Regions from separate parts of the Mus musculus genome. Here region 2 is linked to region 1. A link is a loop called in an ENCODE intact Hi-C map of the cell type or tissue named here. Cell type or tissue: heart. All regions are shown on one strand. Region 1 holds the start of Man2b1 (mannosidase 2, alpha B1). Region 2 has its middle 7.9 kb from the start of Ier2.

Region 1 (2,500 bases):
TCTGAGAGGTCGGGTTTGCAGAAGTACAAGCTGGGCTGGGCTTCCTCTTTTCACTTCTTGGGTTAGGCTCACCCTGGCGCACCAGGTTCCGTACAGCGTCCTGGGTTGCACTGGTCTGCTGCTTCCACCAACGGGAGAAGAAAGCCATTTCCACATAGATGAAGCGACGGGTGGGTTTCTCCAGTAGAGAGGAGACTACTGAGTCTAGGATGTACTGAACAGATGCGTGCTGAACATCACTCAGGACTGTGGGCATGAAGTTCAGGAAGTCAAGGTCCACTAGAAGATATGCATTGCTACAGAGGCCAGAAAACTCACTGTTCCCACCCCAATGTCCAAATCTGTGAAAAAAATTGCAGAGGCCCTCACCCCTCTCTACTCACTGCCGTAATAGTATTGGTCCACTGTCTTCAGCCAGCCTACATCATCGTGTGTATGAGGCAGCAGGTGCACATTGAGCATGCCTGGCTTCGTTGGGGGACATGTCTGCACAAAGACCCCCCCAACATACACATTCCCTGTCAGTAGCCGATAGTTCTAGAGGCAGGCAGGTTGGGGGCTCTGCGGTAGAACCCTTGCCTGGCATGTTCAAGACCATAGGTTTGACTTCCACTTTCACACGCAGGCAGGGAGATGGTACAAGCACAGGCCTTAACTTTGGAGTGATGCAGAGAGGTCAAAAAGCTATAATCTGTCCCAGGAAGGACACACAGAGTATAGTGCCCATATACTCTATAGATGCAACTCCCACTTTGCACAAACCCCATAGAGCAGAGATCACATACTTTAGGATAACTTTTGTCGGGGTTAGCTAAGCATTTGCAGACAGCTGAGATACGGGGCAATATTAGCCCTAATTGTCAGGCTAGGACACTGTGCCACAGTGCTGAGAAGTGACTTGCACAGGAAGGAGCCAGGAAGCTGAGAATCCTGGGGGAAAGGGAAGCTAGGAATGGGCAGCCCAGCTCACATCTCCTAGTCAACCTCTGCAAAGAAAAGAAGGGGCGCCAGGTGATGTCGTCAGATTTGCAAGATAGGTTTTCCAGCCGAGCCATGCCAAATGGATTTTGGGGGATGCAGTCACCAACAAGAGGAACCATGCAAGCACAACCTGTGCAAAACTTAGAGTCCTGCGTTCATGTGGCTGCTCATTCTTCACCCGACAACCACAGTAAAGTGCATGCAAAGTCCAAACAGGCCACTTGGAGTCACAGGGAGGCGAAAAAAATCACGTGCAGCCTTGTTTTCAGGCTCACGCCAGACCTTTTCAGAAACCCAATGCATGCTCTTAGCCCACACCGTCAGATCAACAGCAGTTTCCTATGGATCAGTGTCACCCATACCTCTAGTTCAACTCTGCCCAAATACATTTCCGCCCGCGGGCCCCAGCTCACCCACCTTGTAACCCGCGGCCCGAGCGCCAGGCGCGGCCAGCAACAGCCAAAAAAGAAAGGAAATAGGCAGGACTGGCGAACCTAGGTTGCAGGAGCTCATCCAGAGCCACCCGGTGTTCCCGCCACCAGCACGGACACCAGAGGTGAGCGGTCCGGTGCCCATGGTTCCGGCGACGCCGCTTCCGTGGCTTTCTCTACCCTAGCTAAATCCCTGAGAATGCTCCGCCCCCAGAACCCGAACCGCCAATCGGTGAGGAAGGGGGCAGGGCCTGGGTCATCAAGGACCTGTGGCAGTAGACTGAGCACAGGGAAGTACTGGATCTGTCCCCACCCCCATTCCACCCAGAGCTCTTTTGGCAGGAGACCTTAGCACTAAGATTTTTTTGATATGCTTTTGTATGAGTGTGAGCGAAGGATTCTGCTTTCCCAGTGGACTTCAATGTTTCCTAAGGAGTGAAAGTGTAGATGGGATTCTAGGGTACCAACTCTCTTTAGGGTTGGTGTCCTGGAGGGACCTAGAGTGGATAGAAGCTGGGGTCGAAAACAGTTCTGATCTGCCTTGTAGGACTGGGACTTCAAACAAACTGCCACTGGAATGCCAGAGATGAGGCACCCATCCCAGGCTGGACTGAGCTGCCTGTGAGCTTGTAGGGAAGAGAGAACCCTTCCCAACTCCCGCTGGTCTAGTGATTGCTCTGTTGCTCTAATAAGAAAACTCAGGGCCAGGGTTTAGTACATTAATATGTAGCTGTAATGTCAGCATGTTGAAGGCTGAGACAGGACTATATGAATACCAGGCCTGCCATGGCCATGTAAGGATACACAAATAAAACCCAGAAATATACCTCTGTAGAATACTTGTGTAACCTATATAAAGCCCTGAATTTCATACATAGCACTTCAGAATAAATAAGCAAATACATACACACACACACACACACACACACACACACACACACACACACACACCAAGAAAACCAAAACCTAGATTGGTTAGGTTATCAGGGCCAACAATCACCCTGATGCCTAACCCTAGACCCGAGGCTTGTGAAATATTAACATTAACTCATTTTTTCAAAAAGTCAGACAGGGGCCCCAGCACAGGG
Region 2 (2,500 bases), 430 kb after region 1:
CCAGAGACGCTCGCAGTTCTTTTCCTGAGCCCACCCACGAGCCCAGACCACCCCACCGAGTCAGCAGATTTGAAAAGGCTTCCAAATGTCTGAAGCAAAGATCTGAAGTCAGACCGAAGAGGATGCGCGAAGCTTTCGGACCCACAAATGTATGGTGGGGGAAGGAAGACAGGTTCTCCCAGGTACCTGAAAGCCACAGACCAAAACCTTCTGGCTTCCAGATGGGAACTGAGAGAGTGCTCCTCCAACTCATCAGCTCCCTAGGACCCTGAAGTGACAGCCATGCCCCCCCCCCCCAAGCCCCATCCCCGCCTCCCCAAGCCCACTCCAGGCTGCCGAGTTTCCTTTTCCTGTTTGCCCTCCCCAAGGGTTGGACTAGAGAGAGCGCCGGGCCCCTTTGAAGGGGCTCCTGGGAGGGTCTTCCAGGAAGAGGGGGAGGGGACAGACTGGAGAACAATAAGACCTCTGTGGCTGGCCAGTGGGGCGCCAGTTGTATCCTGTTAACCCTTGGGGAGCCCCTCCAAGCCCTGGCCTCTTTGGGGAGTGGAGGGTGCTCTTCCATATTTAGTTTGTGAAAGTGTTCAGGACAAAGGTGTCCTGGGTTAACTGGATTGCCTTCCTAGCTTGGAGCAGGAATGCAAATCACGCAAGTGCATGCACAGGGCTGGATTTGTAGCCTGAGTTTTAGTGCAAAAAATCGGGACCTTTTATTTGCAAAAGGCCAGGCTCAGCCACCTGTCTCAATATGCCAATTAAACTAATGAGTAGGGGTTTAGAGACGGTCCATCGTGCTTAGTGTGCAAGCATACTGATATGAGTTCAAATCCCAGCACAATGTAAAAAACAGGGTATATCTGGGGAAAAAAAAAAGGCAGGATGATCTCTGGGGCTGACTGGTAGCCAGCCTAGCTTCAAGTTCTTGTGATACTGTTGCAAGAAAACAAGGCCAGAGTGATAGAGGAGGGCACTCTACTTCTCTAGTCTCTGGGTGCTTTGCACAGTGACCACATGTGGAGAAGGGATTTAATTACCTAGAACCCTAAATTTATCTGAGATTATAGACATGAGCCACCAGGCCCAGCAAATTTTAGGATTAAGTACAGGAAAATTTGAGGCAGGGGAAAAGAGACGTGCCTGATGGGGCTGTTCTGGTCCTTATTACTTTAGCCGGCAGGGGTGACGACACATCAAGCCCAGTGGTGACACATCCATACAAGCTCAGTGTTGCAGGCTACATGAAGGGCAAGTATCTAGGTTCTTGTGTCCCAGGTCCAAGTACACAGGTTAGAGAGAGAAACCAAGACAGTTTATGAACAAAAGGCCAGCAGGGATTCCAAAGATGGCTTGGGGAGGGACATCAGATGCTCTCCTAGAGGGCATGCGCTGGGGTCACTTGCTAGCCCAAAACGGTCTGTAACTCTAGCTCCAGGGGGATCTGTCTGTCGCCCTCTTCTGGGCCCCGAGGTTACCTACACAGCCTGCAAAAACCTACCCACAGACACATATAGGCATATGATTTGAAAATCCCAGCACAGTAGATCTCTATGAGTTTAAGACCAGTCTGGTCTACATAGCAAGTTCCAGATCAGCCAGAACTGCATAATAGAGACCTTGTCTCAAAAATAAATAAATAGCCGGGCATGGTGGCACACGCCTTTAATCCAGCACTCGGGAGGCAGAGGGAGGTGGATTTCTGAGTTCGAGGCCAGCCTGGTCTACAAAGTGAGTTCCAGGACAGCCAGGGCTATACAGAGAAAACCTGTCTCGAAAAACCAAAAAATAAATAAATACATACATGAATAAATAAATACATGAATAAATAAATAAGTAAGGGGCTGGTGAGATGGCTCAGTGGGTAAGAGCACCCGACTGCTCTTCCGAAGGTCCAGAGTTCAAATCCCAGCAACCACATGGTGGCTCACAGCCATCCGTAATGAGATCCGACTCCCTCTTCTGGAGTGTCTGAAGACAGCTTCAGTGTACTTACATATAATAATAAATAAATCTTTAAAAAAAAAGAAATAAATAAATAAATGATAAAATTCTATTTATTGAGGCACAGTGGTGCCACTCAGGAGACAGAGACAGGTGAATCTCTAAATTTTAGGCCAGCCTGATCTTCAGAGCCAGTTCCAATCCAGTCAATGCTACATAGTGAGATCTTGACTTAAACGCCTGTAAAATAAATATAGTCTGGTGTCCAGAAATTCCTGTCCCCTTCTATCCATCTCACTGACTAGGACACAAAGCCTCATCCAGTGAACAATTTAGGGTTCAGTCATGAGCATATATCCCCTGTAATTTTCTGACTCTGAGTCCTGAGACAAGCAGCTGCCAGCTGGAGGAGCGAGGGGCTGTAGCAGCACCTGCTTATCTGCAACTACAACGAAATCTAATCACCCTCATACTGAGAGAGGACTGTAATAATATTTCTAACAGCTACAGGATGAGATCTTGTCAACAACAATCTATCTCTCAGAAAACACTGTTCTTTCCTTCT

The links. Hi-C counts contacts between places; a loop is a spot of excess contacts. Peaks named below come from ENCODE experiments on the same cell type or tissue, not always from the same donor. Only the 100,000 strongest peaks of a DNase experiment are listed, where the experiment ranks them.
Region 2: it touches region 1 in a loop (6-fold over the local background); 1 of 42 quality-filtered maps calls a loop at or near these places.

Annotation. Positions count from the first base shown.
Region 1 is chr8:85,082,387-85,084,886 of GRCm38, reverse strand. Man2b1 (mannosidase 2, alpha B1) reads right to left here and starts at 1,618. Exons shown (of 24, transcript NM_010764.2): 1 at 1,399-1,618; 2 at 384-486; 3 at 73-246. The coding sequence starts at 1,557. In heart, a CTCF peak has its summit at 1,201; DNase peaks (open chromatin) are centred at 88 and 1,636; H3K4me3 peaks cover 1,621 bases; H3K27ac peaks cover 664 bases.
Region 2 is chr8:84,653,727-84,656,226 of GRCm38, reverse strand. No RefSeq gene overlaps it. Among named protein-coding and RNA genes, the nearest start is that of Ier2, 7.9 kb to the left of the region's middle. In heart, a CTCF peak has its summit at 1,457 (motif pointing left); DNase peaks (open chromatin) are centred at 16 and 416; H3K4me3 peaks cover 1,619 bases; H3K27ac peaks cover 1,962 bases.